Regions from separate parts of the Homo sapiens genome. Here region 2 is linked to region 1. The links are chromatin loops, found by intact Hi-C in ENCODE. Cell type or tissue: GM12878. All regions are shown on one strand. Links, peaks and the distances in the headings refer to the core of each region. The heading gives the core; the rest is flanking DNA. Region 1 has its middle 16 kb from the start of MIR3198-2. Region 2 has its middle 25 kb from the start of ATP5MC2.

Region 1 (10,356 bases), core at 2,473-7,472:
GCCGAGATCGCGCCACTGCACTCCAGCCTGGGCGACAGTGCGAGACTCCATCTCAAAAAAAAAAAAAAAAAAAGAGAAAGAAAGAAAAAGAAAAAGAAAGGACGGCCACCAGGGATGGGAGGAAGATGCCCTCCACACATGCACTGAGGGCGAGAAGAGGTTAATTGAGTCTGTCTGCAGGCAAGATAAGGCTCCCACAGAGCTGGAGCTAGTTCCCTGGAGTGTCTTCTAGATAACACTCAGAACCTGGCTGAAGATGAACAACTCCCAGGGAGACTCTGGAGGGAAGAGCAGGAAATCTCGGGCACTCTCACTCCACCCTCCCTACGCCCCCATCCCTTACAGAGGGAGGTGGAAGTCAGAGAGAAGAACTTGTGAGCGCTGCTGCACTACCCTAAGGTGCTGAGAATCCACAGCTCTTTCCATCCTCCGTTCTTCCCTCCCCAGTGCCCATCAGGTGCTTACTCAGAGGTGGTGCTGGGTGCTTTCATAAGAGGGTAAGTCAATCTCAAGGGACTTTGGATGCTAGCCCTTTCCCCAGAGCCATTAGCAACAAGTCCCTGAGTGACGTCAAGGGCCGCCAGGCTATGGTCTCCTCTTTCAGCACCCATGGACCCTCCATGAGGTCCGCTCTCCCCACTCCACTCATTTTCCCACCAACCGCTCCCTCCCCATATCACCCTCCCCAACCACCAAGAATTCCAAACAAGAGGCTGGGTTCCAGGCCCCATGTTTATCTCATGGCAGGCTCTGTCATGTCAGGAGCTGCCCCTGAGTCTGACCCCCTGCCCTGCCCCCAGAGCTCTGCTGAGAGGATACACTGAACAGGGATGCCCAGTGGACAGGCCTGCAAGGACTGGGGCCTGAGGAGCCTGGGGGTTCCATATTCTCACAGCAGCCTGAGCCCCAAACAGGTGGGATCGGGCATGTGAGGGCCTCTTCCCTGGCCAATTTCTGCAAGGGCTTCTCAGGACCCAGCGGCCACCTCCAGTCCCTTCCTCTTCCTAGGTATCTTTCCATTTCTCCACAGCTTCGATTTGACTGGTCATTTGATGTAAGACCCAGGAGATGGAGCTGCCACGGCCACCCCTCAGCCCCTCCTTAGCCCAACCGTATCCTGGAGCTGCAGGACCCAGGTTCTCAGATCCAGGCCTTCCCCTTCCCCTGCGCCCTCTCAGAGTGGGGTCTTGCAGAGGAGCCTGCAAAGGGGGCACCAACAGGAGGCATAAACAAACAGTGCATGGGAGAGGAACTGGAGATACAAAAATAAAACTGACCTCAAGCAGGTCATAAACAAAGCGGGACCCACTGTAAATAAGGGTGAAATTTACCATAAACAGAAAGTAAAAGGGGCTATGAGCAGAGGGCCTTAGGGGGGTGAAAAGCATGATCAGTGCCCCCTCCCCAAGTGAGCAGTGGAAGGAAGGGGATCTGGGAGCACCTGGCCCAGGGAAAAGGAGGTCTGGAGAAAGGGGCACCTTGAGAGGCAGGAGTTTACTGTTATCCAAAGGGATACCACACAGGGATATGAGTTGATGGGATCTCCAAACAGTAGGAGGCATGGAGGTGGGACTTGCAGAATGATTTCCTGGTGTCAAGGATGAGTGTAACCTGCCATCACTTCACCATCTCTTTTTATCCTCACTCCCCTCCTTCCAACCCTACAGGGCAGTGGACAGAGTCTTTGGAAATAGCTCGAGGAGAAAGATTCTGAAGCTGGAGCCCACTCCAAATCTCAGGAAAGAGAAGGTCCTGAGTAGGATGGGGAGTGTGGAAAAGAAGGCCCGGAAGGGAATACCACCCATCCCAGCAAGACAAAAACATAAAGTCAATTCAAAGGTAAAGAGCTCATTCTACTTTTCCTCCTTCCCTCTTCCACTTATTTCCTGTCTCACCTTGCACTTCCTCCTGTCTCTGTTTTCAGCCTCCTCTATTTTTCCTTGCTTCTGGTGGCATCTATACCTCCCAAAACATGAGGTTCAAAGGCAAAATTTTTAGTGAATCCCAGCATTGCTCTCTTATATCAAATGACCAGTCAAATTGAGGCCGTGGAGACGTCTGGCACATTTAGGAATTGCTTCTGTCTCAGTCTCACCCTGGTACACACACATGCACACTCACACACATTGACACACACACTCACACACATTCAGGCACTCACACACTCGCACACTCACACACATTCATACACTCACATACACTCACACCACACACGCACACACATTCACACACTCACACATATTCACACACACCATACACTCACACACTCACACTCACACACACACCACACGCTCACACACACATACACACACGCACACATACACACACTCGCACACACACTCACAAGAGCACGTTCTCTTCACTTTCATCTCCATGTACATGTCTCTGCCTCCATGTTCTCCATCCTTCTGAACTCTGGAAGTCAAGAGGGGAAGGATGAAATTGATGTCTGCCTTTGCAAAAGGATCCAGGTAGATCCCATTCTGTTCCTAATCTCTAAGCATGGGTGTGAGGGTGAGGGGAGAGATGGAGCCCATAAATCCTCTGAAATCTTCCTAGGACCAAGAGAAGGTCCATATATTGCCAGACCTTAAAACCATAAGTTGCTCCACCACTGTCGTCCCCCACCCCCAACCACATAATTACTATTCATAGTGCACAACTGGGTGATTAATGACCTGATTAATAATTACTCAGGCTAATAAAATAATTAATTAATTTGGCAAGCCATTATTTATCTGTTCATCCTCAGCCTGAAACTCTACAACTAGGAGTTTAGGAATCTCCCCTCCAGGCTGTTTCAGAAATATGATCATTAGTGTGGGCTGGGAAGGATGGGGGATGAAATTCTCCATCCTGAGACCCTCCCAAGGTAGGAAAGGGCCCGAGGGCTTTCTGAGAATGCAGACCGGAAAGAATGAAACAAAAATGACCAGGTAACCTCAAGCCCAGGAAAAGAGCTGACCAGGGAGGCCAGGGACATTGGGATAGGGGAGCATAACAGGGAGCTTGAGGGGGTGCATCTGAGCACCCAGGTTTGGGGAATTCTTAGATGTATTCTCTCCAGCAAATGATTGATGACACCATTTTCAACAAATGATCTTTATCTCGCCTCTTGTCTCCCAAATTTATGATTTTGCCCCCAAGCCCCAGGCTAGACAAGCAAGGACTAGGTAAATTCTGGGGTGGGGAGGCTGACTTGGAGTAGGGCCCAAGAATCAGTGGGGAATCTTTGGGACTCTGCAGAGGGGAGAAGTCTCCCCTACCATCAGTTTCTGAGCTCTTAAGAAATAAACCTCTGAATCAGACTTCAATTTAGGTCCCCAGAACCCAGAGGCTCTGGAGTACCTGCCCCCTAGCAGGGAAGGGAGCAAATAGCAAGGAGAAAGAAAGGATGACTGATCTCCTAGGAAGTGAGGAGGGAAGCAGAGGCTCACCCCAGGAGTGAGGGAATGAGAAAACTGGCTTGTCTAGTCAGTTTGTGAACAGGCAGAGGCATCTCTGCCATGTTCTAGGCCCGGGGCAGACATGAGACACGACTTCTCCCAATCTGGGGCTGAGGCACCAGTGGGTCCTTGGCCAAGCAGCTCTAGATTGGATTCCCAGTATGTACTAGGATGGATAAGAATCAGACTCGGACCTAGTGATGCTCAAGTTCTAGTGGAGCTGGGGGGAACCGATTTGTGAATAGATAATGCCCCAGGATAAATGCCATAAAAAGGAGGCGAGTACAAAGTCCATGGGGGCACAGAAACATGCTTCCTGGGGGTGTTAGAGAAAAGAATGCCCAGCAAGGGGATATTTGAACTAGGCCTTGAGGAATGAGTAGAAATTTACCAAATAGAGATCAAAATCCAGGATGTGATTAGCTGGGCACAGTGGAGCACGTATGTAGTCCCAGCTGCTAGGAAGGCTGAGGCAGGAGGATGGCTTGAGACCCAGAGGCTGAGGCTGCAAGTGAGCTGAGATCGCACCACTGCACTCCAGCCTGAGTGACAGATCAAGACCCTGTCAAAAAAAGAAACAAAGAAAGAGCAGGATGTGTTTGGAGAATTTCGAGTAGGCAAAGAAGTGATCTGATGAGATCAGAGGCTTAGATTTGGCCAAACATAAAAGATGGAGATGGGCTAAGAAGGAGTCTGGACCTTTTCTCCTAGGCAATGGGGATCTACTGGAGATTAAAGTAAAAGAGTGACCTACACTGATTTGTGTTTTTTGTTATTGCTTTCGTTTTGTTTTGTTTCAGACAGAGTCTGGCTCTGTCACCCAGGCTGGAGTGCAATGGTGCCATCTCGGCTCACTGCAACCTCTGCCTCTCGGGTTCAAGCGATTCTCCTGCCTCAGCCTCCCGAGTAGCTGGGATTACAGGGGCACGCCACCACACCAGGCTAATTTTTGTATTTTTAATAGAGACGGGGTTTTGCCATGTTGACAGGCTGGTCTCGTACTCCTGACCTCAAGTGATCCACCCACTTCGGCCTCCCAGAGTGCTGGGATTACAGGCGTGAACCACCGCGCCCGGCCAATTTGTGTTTTAGAAAGATAATTTTGGTAAGTGGAGAGGAGAGACAGTAGGCAGGGGGTCCAATGAGAAGGCTGGAACATGCCCAAGCTAAGACATCCTGAAGGACTGACAGGCTGGGACCAGGCAGTGGCCAGGCAGCTGGGAGCAGGCAGGTTGAATTTTAAACCTCCATAATCTGGATATAAAGATACCCTAAGCGTGACGCTGCTGGGGATTCTTCTCATCACCCTCCCCGGTCGAGCGTGAGTGTGGAGCTGGGCAGGCAACCTGGTACTTGGATTCACCTTTTGAAGGATGGAGAGGAGCTCCCTTCTCCACAAGGAGTTGAAGGGTGGAGGAGTTAGAGCCAGGCCTGGCTGGGAGTTCTGGCGTCCAGGATGCAGGAGGCTTCAGCAGAAGAGGCGTGGCCAACAGCCCCTGAATTAGCAGAACCCCGCCCATTTTGTGGGCACTGAAGACAGGCAGCGCGATAGTGTCCTTGTTGGCCAGCAGAGGGCGCAATAGGAGGCGGGCCGCACCCGAAGATGGCTATAGCGCTGTGCCCGAGCCAGCCTGGGCGCCCTCTGCCGGGCAGCCCCGACTCGGGGCTCCCACAGCGGGGTCTTCGGTCCCGTGTTTCTGCGCCAGGGTCCAGGCCCACTGGCCTGTACCCAGAATCCTCCAGGGAACTGGGATCCCGCCCTGGAGAATCGGATCCTGGGTCTAGGATAGCCAGTTCTGGGGACCACCCCTCGCATTCTTGGGTTCCCTCTCTGGCATCTGACAGCTAGCTCTCCCTAGCTGGCCCCCCCGCCTACCATCTCCAGCTTTTGCTTGATTGCCTCCAAAGACGCGGACCTAGCCCCTCCAAGAGATTCAACCTGTGTGAATGTGGGTGTACCCACCCCTGTGCACACGGGTGTCTGCATGGCTTGGACTCCCACAGCCTGCATTTGCATAAAACAAAATGCTTTCCCTTTGGTTATTTCAGGCACATAGTCCTTTAAATAGCGTAAGAAGGCCAGGCACGGTGGCTCACGCCTGTAATCCCACCATTTTGGGAGCCCGGTGCGGGTAGATTACCTGAGGTCAGGAGTTTGAGACCAGCCTGGCCAACATGGTGAAACCCCTGTCTCTACTAAAAATAAAAAAATTGGCTGCGCGTGGTGGCACGCACCTGTAATCCCAGTTACTTGGGAGGCTGAGGCAGGAGGATCGCTTGAACCTGGGAGGCAGAGGTTGCAGTGAGCCGAGACCGTGCCATTGCACTCCAGCCTGGACGACAAGAGCAAAACTCTGTCTCAAAAAAAAAAAAAAAAAAAAAAAGCCTAAGAAGTGAGCAAGACAGAAGTACCCATTTCACGGATCAGGACATGGGGCTTCAAACCGAGGTCACACAGCTAGGACAGTGCATGATTTAAAGCCAGGCCTCCACCCAAAACTTTATTTGGTGTCCCTACTATGTGCTAATCAAGGTGTGGTTCCTGCTCACCCAGGTCACCCAGAGAAACAAAGTAGAAGAGCCATAGGATTTCTGACCAGGCTGGCGAGAACAGGGCAAGCTTCCCAGAGGAGCCTTTTCTAGGGTTGCAGGGAGGACATTTCAGGAGCGGCCCTGAATGCGCCAAAGCTAGGGGATGGGACTGGCGAGTTGCCACGGGAGCCCACGTGAGGGTCTTCGAGGAGGTCTGCGCCACCCGGGTGCAACCCGAGGCTACGGTTCATCCAAACACACCTCGCCCCATCCGGCTGGGGAAGGACTTCCTGCAAGCCCTGAGTGGGGGTGTGTGGCGGGACCACCCAGGTGTCCATCCAGGTGGGCAGTGAGCGTGAGAGCACCTGGTCAGGAACCTCCCACCTCTCGGGCCCTGCAGCCGCTTCCGTGGGGGAAGGGCAGCCGACTTCACCTAAGCTTCCACCTACTGCATCTAACCCTTAACTGTATCTCCCGCCCCCACCACCCCTGACGGGTTCCCATTATAAGAGGGTTTCAGATAACTCACCTCCCACCCCGGGAACGACGTCATCACCCCTTCACCCTCTGCCACCACGTCTGACTCCAACGGGGAAGTCCTTCCTGGTGTCTGACCACCCTTCCTCCTGCTGCAGCTTCAGCTAAACCTAACAACTTCTGACCTCACAGGAGAAAGGGGCTGCCTTAACTTTCCTTCTCTGAGCTAAACAATCCAAATCTCCAGCCCCTTTTCCACGCTCACATCCCATTTTCCCGTTCTAACAAAGCTTTCCTTTAGGGGCCTGGATCTTCCGTTTTTCCCGCCTTCCGACGTCAGATCAATCCATGACAGCTTTCTGATTGGCTAACCCCTCCCTTCTAATTGCCCCTGTCACTTCAGAACCTCCCCTGCTGTATCAATATGTAAGTCCCACAGATGGCCTCAGTTTCCCTGGTAGGGAGTTGAGCCGCCTCTTGGCACCCTCTTGCTTTGGGAGGAGGGGTGTCCTGCTCAACTCACCCGAGTCATCTCTTCCCTGCCCAAGCTTCTGAACAGGACACTGCCACATTGTCATTCATCTGAAAAGCATTTATTGAGCGCCTACTATATGTCTGGCCCGAATTCTTGTCTCAGCTCACAGCCCTCCGGTTGCTCCATAGGCTTAGGGGAAGGAGCAGGAGATCTTGAAATGCCAATCTCCAGTCTGGAGCGTGGGGTAAGAGAACTGAAGTCGTCTGCGACTGAGTGAAGCCACCGAGGAGGGGCGGGGAGGTGGGACGCCTGCAGGTCTCGGCGCTCGGAAACCGCGGAGAGGAAGCATCGCTAGGCGCCCCACCCTCACAGCGCTCAAACCTGACGCCGGATTTCCCATTCTTAGCGCAAGGAAGACCCCTTGTGGCCATTGTGGGAAGAGTCAGCAAGGGAAAAAAAAAAAAGCGGGAAAAAAAACAAGCCAGAGCCGGGAGATGACAGCCTCAGCCCAGACTCCCTTCCAGTTCTTGCCTAGCGTGGGGACTTATTCTTTGGTCGTTGGGTGGGGGAGAGGGGGCGGGAGTTGATGCCCAGGCCCCACTCCCACACCCTCAGAACCCAACATTTGGGACTTTGGGAATAATCTTCTCACTAAACCACCCGGAAAAATAAAACAGAAACAATAGCAAATGTGACTATGGTTAGACTTCTGTAGGGACTTCTCAAGAAGCGGATGGGAGGCAGAAGGACGGGTCACAATAAAGGGATGAAAGAAATCAGGTCTTCCGGACGACCCCCTCCCTGGCTATGGGGAGGGGTAATTCTGGGAGACCCGGGCGGGTGTGGGATCATCTACCCACCCTGCGGCTCCTTCCCGCTCGCAGTGAAGGAAGGACGCTCAGACCAACAGGGGCTCAGGTATTCTGGGTGTCAGGACCCTTCCTCCTGCACGCATCTTACGCAGGGTGGGGCTGAGGGCGTGAGGGCACAAGTCATTGAGGACATGGAGGGAACCCACGCTCGTCCCGATAGATTGTCACGGTCCTGAGGCGGGACGGTCAGGACAGGGAAGATGTATTTCTTCCCCCTGCATCCCCTCCCGCACCGCGTCTGAACTCCTCTGGGAGCGCAAGAACAGTAACAATGCTGCGCCCCTTCCCCCACCCTTTGACTCCGCTCGCAACCTAGCCCGGGCCGGGCAGCGCGAATTTGCATACATTTGCATACCCAGCTGCGCACAGCTGCATTCGGCTTTGGGCCATAAATTCGTGGCTGGCGGCTCTGGGCGAGCAGGCCCCACGCGGGGCAGGCGTTCTCCCTGCGCGCCTCCGCCGCGGCTGTTCACGTCCCGGGTACTGGCGCGTTCTCACGCCTCCCTGAGTAACCGCTGGATCAGTCCTGCCCGGACCCGGCTCCCCTGGCTCGAGCCACCTTCTGGGCATGTCTGTCTCGCACTGGCGCAGGCCAAGCCTGCAATCTCAGATTCTGGTTCCTCCATTTCTCTTGGACTCGACTTGGTCAATGTCTCCTGAATGCGCTCATCTTTACCTGACGCCTTGGACCAGGGGCTTCTGGTGGGATTTTCCTGCTAGGACTGGTGCATAGCCTCTTAGGTGGTAGTCCTGCCTCTGGGGTTACCTTGCTAAAAAATTGGTCTAATGGAGGTCAACAGCTAAAAACTCTGGACTCCCAGGCTTGCAGAATAAAGCTTATATTGTTCACCCTTGCCAAAGAAAGCCCCTGACGTTCTGTCAGCATCCCCCTTCTCTAGCCTTATCTTCTGCATCATGGCCAGACTCAGGCACACAACAGCCAGCGCTTCGGTTACACAAAACTGCTCTGAGGGTCCCTAAGCTCCTCATGAGCTCTCTCACTCTGCCTGGACTTACCTGCACCTTGCTTCCACCTGGACTGCTCTTCTGCCCTCTTGTCTGTTTGACAGACACATTCTTTGAAAATCATTGCACAGACGTTCTTTCCTTTGGAAAGACCTCTGAGATTCCTCTCACCCCTGGCAATTGATAATGACATCTATTAGCACTTACTGCAAAAACATTTGGTCAGTTGCACTTACCAAATTGTGAGCTCTCACTTAAGACAGAGAATATGTCTGTTCTTTGCTGTATCCCACTTCTGGGCACAAAGTCTGAAGACCAGGAGATACTCAAATACTGAATAAATGAGTGAGGCCTTGACTATTTCAGGCACACATAGATACCCAGGGCTCTGGTGGTCCCAAGCAGCCTTTACATGACATCCCATGGAAGAGCCCCTCCTCTTGGTACTTTTTGGGTCCTTACGCATCTTGGCCCAAGATTGTGAGGGGTGAGAAACCAGGGGGATTATGAGTGGAGAGCTGATGCCGTGAAAAAGCACTGGACTCCGAGCCAAGAAGCTGAGGTTCAAACTCTGGCACCGCATGATCTTGGAGAAGTAACTGCCTCCTTCGAAGGCTGTTTCCTCACCTTAAAATGGGAATAATAGTGACTACTTAATAGGGACTTTGTAATGATGGAGCGAGAATAGTACATAAAATGCTTACTACATGTCTTAAGAGTCCAGACAGGTGACATGAGGTTCCATCTCACTCCCTTGCCCCCGAGAAGGAGAGCACCTCCACTAACAATCCAGGCCAAGAGGCTTAAGGAATTTTACCAGTATGCATTCTGCAAGAAAGTATGAGACAGCGGCCGGGTGCGGTGGCTCACGCCTGTAATCCCAGCACTTTGAGAGGCCGAGGCGGCGGATCATGTGGTCAGGAGATCGAGACCATCCTGGCTAACATGGTGAAACCCCGTCTCTACTAAAAATACAAAAAAAAAAAAAAAAAAAAAATTAGCCGGGCATGGTGGTGGGCGCCTGTAGTCCCAGCTACTCGGGAGGCTGAGGCAGGAGAATGGCGTGAACCCGGGAGGCGGAGCTTGCAGTGAGCCAAGATCGTGCCACTGCACTCCAGCCTGGGTGACAGAGCGAGACAAAGAAACGAAACGAAACGAAAAGAAAAGAAAAGAAAAGAGAAGACCGGGCGCGGTGGCTCAAGCCTGGAATCCTAGCACTTTGGGAGGCCGAGGCGGGCGGATCACAAGGTCAGGAGATCGAGACCATCCTGGCCAACATGGTGAAACCCCGTCTTTACTAAAAATACAAATATTAGCCGGGCGCGGTGGCAGGCGCCTGTAGTCTCAGCTACTCGGGAGGCTGAGGCAGGAGAATGGCATGAACCTGGGAGGCGGAGCTTGCAGTGAGCCGAGATCACGCCACTGCACTCCAGCCTGGGTGACAGAGCGAGACTCCGTCTCAAAAAAAAAAAAAAAAAAAAAAAAAAAGAGAGAGAGAGAGAAAGAAAAAGTATGAGACAGCAAGAATTCATCTTGTAGGATGGGGTTCATACCGGTTCTTCTGCTGAGCATAGTTCTCAGTGCTATT
Region 2 (10,356 bases), core at 2,814-7,813, 510 kb before region 1:
GCATGTTAGAGAAAATTGGTCTTAAACTACAGCCAGAAGGCTTGAAGATAGTCTTCTGGAAGACCTGGGGTGAGGTTGAAATACCCACCCTCCCCGCCCCCGGGGGGCTTTCGGACTAGAAGTCCCTCGAAATAGCCAGACTTCTTGGAAGGCTTTTGGGGGAACACATATAACTATTGGGCTCTGTCCCACTCAAGAGAAGGAGAAAAGGGAGAGTCATTCCTCTGACCCCATCAATCCTTTGAGAATGAAGGAGCTCAGGAAGAAACATGTCAATCCAGGACTCTAGGTTTCCAGATATTTTTCTATTCATCTGTCTCTTCCCTCTTGTCCGCATCAATCTCCAGGACCCGATTTCTGCCTAGCAACATCACAACCAATCAAGATGCAATTAAACCTGTCAGTTCGGCTCATCCTTAACTGGGATTGGCTACTCGCAGTATGCTTATCCCAAGTTTTCATTGGCTGACGGCCACCTGTATGGAAATAAGAATTACCCGGGACTCTCAGGCCCTTCTCAGCCGTACCGACCTGTGGCTTAGTGCGCTGAAACCTGCAAGGTCGGAGCCGAAACTCCTGGGCTTGCTTGTTGTCCTGCCTTCTCTTCCTCAAAGGAGATCTCTTGAATATTGCCTTTTCCCTCTGCGCCCTGCCTAAGGCCTAGTCTGAAAGAAGTCCGACCAAATAACCTGAAATAATGCGGATTTGCATGCTTTCTGTATCTTCTTTGCATTCTCTAGGTTCAAGGTCAAGATTTTGCCCCTTCCCTCCAATGCCGCCAGTGTTCTAGCCCCTTTCTTCCACGTCCACCTAAGGGGCAGCTTCTCTCCGTGTGAAGTTCCTCCGTCCCGCCCCGGGTTTGCCAAAACCCTCCCTTCTGGCTCAGCTTCCTCAATTCCCTACCGACCCTCCTCCATTTCAAGATCCAGGCATCTCGCAAAACAATCCAGTTTAGGAGGGAGTTAGAGGGGGAGAGGACCCCCCCCCCAAAAAAACCCTCCATCCTCTCTCCCCATCCATTTTCTCCGAGGGAGCCGAGTTTGACAGCGAATTCATTCCGAGCGGGGAGGGTGATTTATTCTTCAAATATACCGACAAGTGCGGGCATGATGGAGCCCATTAAAATGTTGGGAGATTGTTTTTATGATTGAAGTCTGTATTACTCCAACCATAAAGAAAGAGAGCAAGGAGTCATTAGCATTTTCATGATGGTGTATTTCTGCTTGTCTCCGCGCCATCACTCATCTTTACTGCCCGTCCCTTTGCTCTCGCGCTGCTACAACGAGGAGAGACTGCAGCCTGAGTCGGGGCTGGGGATGGGGGGAGATGGGGGCCAGAGATCCGCGCCCCCCACGCCGCTGTGCCCTTCACGCCAAATCCTCACCCTCCCTGAGACGCAGATCGGGGGTGAGAGGCTGGAAACAGACGTAGGGCCTCAGCTTCCTTCTGCGGCTCCTCCTGCCCTTGAAGTGTGGGAGCAGGGGGTCCTGCCCAAATGGTGCTTGGAGATCTGAGCACAGTGGGGTGGTGGGGGGTTACACCCCTTCCTTTCTCTGGCTCTTCACTTGCTGACCTACACTGAGAGCTCTTCAGGGTTATCCACATAGGAGTAAATTCAAGAATTCCTGGCTGAGTGCCTTGGGCTGGAGACATCAGTGTAGGAGAGGGCAAGAGGGAGGAGACCCCAAATCCTTGGGTTTGGAAAACTGGGTTGGCAGGAAGTTGGGAGCCCGGACATTTGGTTTCTGTCTCTGCGATCCCCTAAAGGGCCCTTTGACCTTGCTCCGGGATAAGTTCAAGCCTCCAGTCTCCACCCTGATTCCCCAGCTCCTGCTCCCTCCTAATTCCCTAAATCCTGGACTCTTTCTACACAGTCATTTACAACCAGACCCTCCAGTACTCCAAGGAGCTAATTTACACCCTCCATGCAAATAATGGAGATCAAAATAGTTACTGCCAAGGAATGAGCTTAGAGACAGTTGGCTATGTGTAAAACACTGCCTCCAGATGCCCGAGGATGGTTGGAGTCCCCTGTCCTCATCTCTGTTGTCTTCTTCTTGTTCTTCTTCTTGTTCTTCTTGTTCTTCTTGTTCTTGTTCTTGTTCTTGTTCTTCTTCCTTCTTCTTCTTCTTCTTCTTCTTCTTCTTCTTCTTCTTCTTCTTCTTCTTCTTCTTCTTCTTCTTCTTCTCCTTCTTCTTCTTCCTCCTCCTCCTCCTCATCTTCTTCTTCTTCTCCTTCTTCTTCTTCCTCTTCTCCTCCTCCTCCTTCTTTTTTTTTGAGATGGAGTCTCGCTCTGTCGCCCAGTCTGGAGTGCAGTGGCGCAATCTCGGCTCACTGCAACCTCCGTCTCCCAGGTTCAAGCGATTCTCCTGCCTCAGCCCCTGGAGTAGCTGGGATTACAGATGCATGCCGCCATGCCCGACTAATGTGTGTGTGTGTGTGTGTGTGTGTGTGTGTGTGTGTGTATTTTTAGTAGAGATGGGGTTTCACCATGTGTGTATTTTTAGTAGAGACGGAGTTTCACCATGTTGACCAGGCTGGTCTGGAACTCCCGACCTCAAGTGATCCACCCACCTTGACCTCCCACAGTGCTGGGATTACAGGCATGAGCCACCGCACCTGGCCTCATCTCTGTCTTCTGATAAGACACTAACATATAGAAACATTCATTCCAGGTTGGGCACAGCCTGCCTGCATATCTTATTGCCCCCTATTTGAGTGGGGGTTGGTTGGCATATAGGCTAGGTTAAAGGGTGATGGGGAAGAGGAGGCAGAAGTAAAGGTGGTGAAGTGGAAGTGGTAGCTAGGAAGACATTAAGAGTGATAATAAAAATTAGTGGACCCCCTTCCTGTTGGTCTACTGCTTTCCCATTTTATTTTATTTTATTTTATTTTATTTTATTTTATTTTATTTTATTTTATTTTATTTTATTTTATTTTATTTGAGATAGAGTCTCACTCTGTTGCCCAGGCTGGATCAGGGCTCACTGCAGCCTTGACCTCCTGGGCTTAAGCAATCCTCCTGCCTCAGTCCCTGGAGCAGCTGCATCCACAGGTGCATGCCACCACACCCGACTAATTGTGCTTTCCCATTGATGCCTCACAACAACCTGAGAGGTAGGTTTCATGTCCTCCATTTCACAGAAGAAGAAACCAAAGCTCAGGTTGGGAGATACCCAAGGACAATTAGGTGGTAAACAGAAGAATCAAGATCTGAACCTGGACTGTCTTCATCACCTGAAGCTGCCTGAGAAGGAGTTCAGGGTCTCTAAAGTAGAAGCCAGGATGACTAATAGCTCCATATAATTCATCTGGGTTCATAAGAAAGTGAGGAAGTCTGTCTGGTAAGAGCTTAAGAATTTTGAGAGAAATTTTACTAGAAATATTTATCTCGTGGTGATTGGGTCTAGGTAGTCGGGTAGTTACTATCATTGCTGGGATCTACCTCTCCCTAATCATTTAGTGAACATTTATTAAGCATCTACTATGTGTCTTCTTTTGATTGACCCCACCCTCCCCTTTCTCCACTTCCCCTACTGAGATGGGTACCTAATAGAGTTCTCAGGTCCTGGGCAGGGGTAGAGGCCCAGGAGAAAAGGAAGGTGTGGAGGTGAGAGCCCCCCATAGCCTGCACAGTGCCCAGAGGCGGCTGCAGCGGTGGCTCCAGATTTATAGCTGCCCCGGTACTGATGCAATAAAAGGAAACGATCCTTTTCTGTACTAATTTCTGTGTAATTAGATCTCTCCTGGCATGGAAAGTGGGGAGTGGGGGTGGCCAGGAGGGGAGGGTGCCAAGGACTCTTCACAGAGTCCTCCTTGGGAGGAGGGACTGCTGGACACACATGGCTTCACGTGGGGCTGGTTGGACAAATGGATCTGCACACACTGTGATGCACACAGGAAAGCAAGGAGGTGGAGGAGTCTTGATATGTCAACACACTTGTGTGCAGGATGGGGACAGACAAACCTGGGATCCTGCACAAAGATCCTGGAGCCAGAAGAACTAACTCCCGGGTAGTCTGTACACACAGAAGATATTGAAATCCTCAGAGGAGCTGCATACAGATTTCCCTGTACTAAGCTAGACACCAAGACCCCAGACCCTTGTTCAGAGAGGCTTGAACAGCAGAGAATTCCTTCAGATTCATCCACATTTACATCCACAGATACAAAACAATATATACATACACTTGCAGGAATACATATACATACATACACTTACTTGCATGAAAGCACATACACACCTCTCTTAATCAAATGCAAAAATTACAAAGTCTACACTTAATAGGAACTCAGCAAATGTTTGTTCCCTCTTCCCATCCTCATTGCCTGCCCACCTCCTATAGGCAGGAAACTAAAGGATAAAAAAAGCTCTTTCCTTAAGTAAGGTTTTCTTTAAAATACTTGAAGATGGATACTATGAAGCCAAGACAAAGATGAATCAGACAAAATCAAGAAAAACGTGGGGATGGTTAGTGGGGGAATGATTCTGGACTCTTTCCTCTCTTTTGGGAGAACAAAATCTCAGAGAGGAAAAGAACACCATTGTTATTATTACTACGCCCTTACCCCGACTCATGGTGACAAACAGTTACTATGGGTATGGCAGTAATGCCGTTTGGAGCGACACTTCTACCGAGCTAAGTATTCATCATGCACTTGAGTGTGTTTGTGGAGGAAGCTCAGAAGGCCTCTTATCCAATCTCCCTCTGCAGCCTGAATCTCTTTCACAGTCAGCCTGCTGGGGAGCCAGCCAGCTTCAGCTTCAGTACTCCTGCTAAAATGGAGCTCTTAATAAGCAGTCTGCCCCTATCGATGGACAGCTGCAGGGATTAAAATATTCTTTGGTGCAATTGAAATCTGTTTTCTTTTAAATTTCAGAATATACTATTTCTAACTACCTGTCATATCTCCTTGAGTTATTCTAATGTTTGAATACCAGTTCAATCTAAGCATTAATTGTCCCTCTACATTAGCAATAACAATTAGATACCCATTGGGAAAATCAGGAGATTTTGATCTCCACAGATGACTGTCATGTACTTATCTTAAACCCTTGTTCTAATGGGTAATTCCTGATTAACCTGAGTAATGAAAATGTATCACAAGAAAGAAAGATTTGTCATGCCTTGTTATCACTTCATAAGGCCATCTTTCTAGATACCTGCCATAACATCAGGATATTTCCATCCCAATAAAACATGATCATGATGTGCTTGGCTAATAAAAAGGAAAAAAGCCGTGTGTTAAAAATATGTTTAAAATGATTTGCATGAGTGGTGTAAATATAAACCACCACCATCATCATTGTCAACATTATCCCCAGTTTATTTGCCTTTTGAAATCCCTGCCTGACCTTGAGGGTGGGAGGTTGATAAAGGAAGAGGGAGGCAGAAAATTAGCATCTATTAAATGCTTATTATTGCTAGGCACTGTGCTAAACACTCACAATAACCCTCTAAGATAGGTATTATTATGCTCTTACAGATGAGGAAATTGGGCTCAAAGAAGTTCAGGAACTTGCTCTAGGTCATACAGTTAGTAATCACAGGATCAAGATTTCAACCCAGGTAAGTGTAATTCCAAAGTCTGCACTCTTTCCCCTACACCTGGACTGGTTACATTTACTTTGACCTCAGCAGTGCCTCACTGAGTGGATCTATGCTGCTACTGATGTGACACTGGTCAGGAGACATGCTGGGCTCAATGATCCTTCCTAGACACCCAGAGTCCCAGAGGGGAGCCAGAAGTTCTGAACCTGACCTTTGGGGCTTCTGTGTTCAGTCACATTACTGCCTTCACCCAGGAGTGCCCACACGTAATCATGGGCACCGTCATTGTTGTGTGCAGTGTCACATCCAACACGCATTTGGACTCACACAGGCTGGCTACACCTTCCCATCTCCCAGGCGGTGGTGTGTGCAGCCAGCAGGGGTCGCCGGCACACCAGGAATTACCACTTTCTGGGTTTGTCTCCTGGCCCAACAGGATGGAAATGTTCCTCTTCCTGTGTTCTTCTAAAATCTTACATTAATCCCTTGCCTTCCCCGCCTTTCCCTCCTATCTCCTCCTATCCCCACAGAGCCAGTAGGTTTCTTACGACAAGCTGGGTAGTAGTAGCCCAGTAAGTAACACCCTAAGCTGCTGAACCCCAACCTAGACCAGAGATCAGGGATTCTGGCAGCCAGTTCTGCTTCAGGAATGGCCAGGGAGCTAAGAAGCCTGGAACACCCAAGCTTCTGGATCAGCCTTGGCTGGGGAGGACTCTCCCTCCTCTCAGTGCTTCCTCCAACTCATCTCAGCATCTGCCACTGTACCTGTCTTGACCATTCTTTCCTGTCTCAACGTCCATGTAAGCATCTGTCTCAGGATCTTCGGACCCTCAAGGCCCTGTAGCTCCCTCATCTTGGGAGGGCCTAAGAATGCAGGAGGAGGCAAATCTCTAGTGATCTGTGGCCAGGGGTTTCAGAGGAGAAATCATGGTTTGGGTAATACAGGGGAGGGATCCAGGTACCCTGCCTCACAACAGTAAGTGGGGGCCAGTCATTTGCTATCTGTAGGAAAGGAGTCCAGACACTGTCTGTGGAGGTAGCTGTGTCTGCCTTTTGGGAGGGACATCTCTTTTCTGCACCTCGTCTCTCCCCTGCTATAGCAACAGTGCCTCAGCTTTTCCATCCCCCCATCTCTCTGTTGACCCCCTCCCCTCAACTCCTGGAGCCCACTGATTGGCGGCTGCCTGCTGCAGGGCCAGCTAGGTTTATGGCTTTGCGGCAGCTGGGGAGAAAACGAGGCCAGAGACAGAAAAATGGAAACCTATCAAGAAATCAAGGATGGTGAGAGTAAGAGAAAGAGAGTCAGAGATAGAAGCAGAAAGACTCCAAGAATAATAGAAACAAAAAATCAAAATGATGAGAGGCACAGACTGAAGCGGAGACAGATACAAAGAAAATTGTAGAGATACTGATAAAAGATGATGAAAAGGTGATAGGGATGGGGAGAAGAGGGAGAGAAAAGCACAGACAAAACCATTAGGATAAATCCTGGGAGTAGGGATGTGCATGGCTTTCTAGGGGGACAGGAGTTGCTGGTAGTAGGTAGAGGCTGAGGCTGTCATTTAGGGACTCCCAGAAATCATTTGGTGGTACAGAAGAGGCTGGAGGATCTTGCAGCCAGTCCCAGTTCTCTCCACACCTGTTCCATGTCCATTTCCACACCCTCCTCCTGGAGTTGTTTTTGTTTGTTTTAAGACAGAGTCTCTTTCAGGCTAGAGTGCAGTGGCATGATCAGGGCTCACTGCAGCCTCGACCTTCCAGGTTTTAAGTGATCCTCCTGCCTCAAGCCTCCTAAGTAGCTGGGACTACAGACATGCACCACCATGCCTGGCTAATTTTTATATCTGTGGTAGAGATGGGGTTTCACCATGTTGCCTAGGCTGGTCTCGAACTCCTGACCTCAAGTGACCCACCTGCCTTGGCCTCCCAAAGTGCTGGGATTACAGGTGTAAGCCATTGCGCCCTGCCTCCCTCCTGGAGTTTTAAGGCTATTGCAGGTCCTCCTTAAGGATGACCCATGACCTAGTATGGAAGGATCTTGTTCCATGTTCCATGAAATGCAAGGGAAAACTGAGGTCTGAGATTTGGGAGGAATTTTAATATTAGAGCTACCCTTTTTTGAGCATGAAATAACTTGCAAGGTTGTTAGTTCTCTGTCATGGCATCTCATTTGACACATATCGCTTTTACCTTATATTACGGTTATTTCTCTGTATTGTCTTTTTGCTAATATATAAGCTCCTTAACAGCAAGATCTGTGTCAGCCCTTCTTTGTGGCTCCCACAGTGCCTTGTTCTTATTAAGTGAACCAATGAATGGCCCCTGGAGATGTTTAAGCAGAGGTTGGATGACTACCAACGAGAGATGTGGTCCAGGGAATTTCTTTACTGAATGAGTAACTGGAAATATATCTCTAAGAGCATTTTTGGTTTTGAGGTTCTGTGAGCCCATACATATGAACCGGGCTTTCCTGGTTCTTTCCCTACTTCTCCAAATATGCAGAGGTAAGAGGAAAAGTGGGAAACTCAAGATTACCAAGTACCTACCATGTGCCAGGCTTTGTACAAGGCATTTTACACATCTGATCTCATTCAATCTTCTCAATAACAGGCAGGTGTTAGCCACAGTTTGCAAAGAGGGCTTAAGATAGATGAAGTTTATATAGGGACATAAAGCCTGGGTGATTTCCATAATACCATGTTTCTTATAATTCGAAAGATTTACATAGTTTTAGAAAGGAGGAAAGGCAAAGAGGGAGTTGAGAAATGAAAGAAACAGGGAGAAGACATGGCTTCTAAATTCAGGGTTGGGAGAGAGATTCTGGACTCCAAGCCAGGAAAAAAAAAATCTACTTTTGTAAGTTAGAATAGGACATCTCTGCTGTCATGCGAGTATCAACAGACTTGGGGAAAGAAAAAGCGCGAAGGACCACGACAGGGGAATCCTGAAGATGGGGTATTGAGGACTGAAATCTTTTTTTAAAATTCCAGTTTTTAAAAAATAAATAGGGATGGGGGTCTCACTATGTTGTCCAGCCTGGTCTCAAACTTCTGGCTTCAAGCGATCCTCCTGCTTCAGACTCCCAAAGTGTTGGGATTACTGGTGTGAGCCACTGTGGCTGGCCTTGAGGACTGAAATCTTTGGCCCTGGGTTATGGGACTGGCAGTATGGGGCACAGAGGTGCAACAAAAATGCAGTCTTGGAGATTTCAGGCATTTGTTTTCCAGCTAGGAAGGATATTGTGAGTCTGAGGTGATTAAAGAACATTTGGGAGTCTGGGCATGTCCAGGCTGTGGAGGTCCTATTCTGTGGCAGGGCTTAGACCAGTGCTGTGCAGTAGAAATGTAATATGAATCAAACACATAATTTTAAATTTTCTAGTAGCCACATTAAAAAAAAAGGTAAAAAGATCCAGGTGAGGTTGGGCGCGGTGGCTCACGCCTGTAATCCCAGCACTTTGGGAGGCCAAGGTGGGTGCATCACGAGGTCAGGAGTTTGAGACCAGCCTGGCCAAGATGGTGAAACCCCGTCTCTACTAAAAATACAAAAAAATCAGCCAGGTGTGGTGGCGGGCCCCTGTAATCATTCCAGCTATTCGGGAGGCTGAGGCAGGAGAATTGCTTGAACCCAGGAGGCGGAGGTTGCAGTGAGCCGAAATCACACCACTGCACTCCAGCCTGGGCGACAGAGCGAGACTCTGTCTCAGAAAAAAGAAATTAAATGCTAACATTTATTTAAGCCGTATATCCAAAATGTTATTATTTCAATCTGCAATCAATATACACTTACTGAGCTATTTTAGGTTTTGTTGATACTAATTCCTTGATATCTGTTACATAATTTACATTTATATAATCTCAATTTGGACTAGCCACATTTCAAGGGTGGCTGGTGCAGCTGGCAGCTGCCCTAGTGGACAGCACAGGGTTCAGCTTTACATTTCTTCGAGTGTGCCTCACATCTGGCTAGCCAGAGGCAGCAAAATCTTTGATGGGGCAGTCCCAGACATCTCGGTTCCTACCCTTCATTTTTCTTATACTTTGGTTCAGAAGCCCTTGTGGCTTTTTTCTCTCTCTTTTTTTTTTTTGGCATAGTCTCACTCTGTTGCCCAGGCTGGAGTGCAATGGCATGATCTCGGCTCACAGCAACCTCTGCCTCCCAGGTTCAAGTGATTCTCCTGCCTCAGCCTCCCAAGTATTGGGATTACAGGCGCCCACCACCACACCCGGCTAATTGTTGTATTTTTAGTAAAGATGTGGTTTCACCATGTTGGCCAGGCTGGTCTCAAACTCCTGACCTCAAGTGATCTGCCCGCCTCGGCCTCCCAAAGTGCTAGGATTATAGGTGTGAGCCACTGCACCTGGCCTTGTTTTTAAAAATAGAGATGATGTCTCACTTGGTTGCCCAGGTTGGTCTCAAACTCCTGGGCTCAAGTGATCCTCCCACCTCGGCCTCCCAAAGTGCTGGGATTACAAGCATGAGGCAATGCACCAGCCTGAAGCCCTCATTTTTATGTCAGTCTGAAGACAAACTCCTAATTCCCACAGATCAGAAGAACTGTGTCTCTATTGCAGGTTCTGTGAAGTCCAGCTGTGCAGTAACTTCCACCTCCAACATTTTCCTCCAGCTCCTCTTGCTGAGCCACCAATGGCTGCTAATCCAGTGCTTTCCAGGAATTATTTCCCGGGCCTCCCTGCTGCACCTGCCACTACTGGCTTCTCTCCTTGATTCATTTCTCCTGAGTTTCTTCCTACCTCTCTGACTGATCCCTCTGTCTTCTCCATAATTCTGCATTCTCCATACC

The links. Hi-C counts contacts between places; a loop is a spot of excess contacts. Peaks named below come from ENCODE experiments on the same cell type or tissue, not always from the same donor. Only the 100,000 strongest peaks of a DNase experiment are listed, where the experiment ranks them.
Region 2: it touches region 1 in a loop (2.7-fold over the local background); 18 of 110 quality-filtered maps call a loop at or near these places.

The regions. Positions count from the first base shown.
Region 1 is chr12:54,209,865-54,220,220 of GRCh38, forward strand. No RefSeq gene overlaps it. Among named protein-coding and RNA genes, the nearest start is that of MIR3198-2, 16 kb to the right of the region's middle. RefSeq lists silencers at 681-975, 6,136-6,321, 8,123-8,172. In GM12878, for the core only: CTCF peaks have their summits at 5,054 (motif pointing right) and 7,345 (motif pointing left); DNase peaks (open chromatin) are centred at 4,997 and 7,291; H3K4me3 peaks cover 2,156 bases; H3K27ac peaks cover 655 bases.
Region 2 is chr12:53,696,035-53,706,390 of GRCh38, forward strand. No RefSeq gene overlaps it. Among named protein-coding and RNA genes, the nearest start is that of ATP5MC2, 25 kb to the left of the region's middle. RefSeq lists an enhancer at 5,751-6,045. In GM12878, for the core only: a CTCF peak has its summit at 5,919 (motif pointing right); a DNase peak (open chromatin) is centred at 5,947; H3K27me3 peaks cover 195 bases.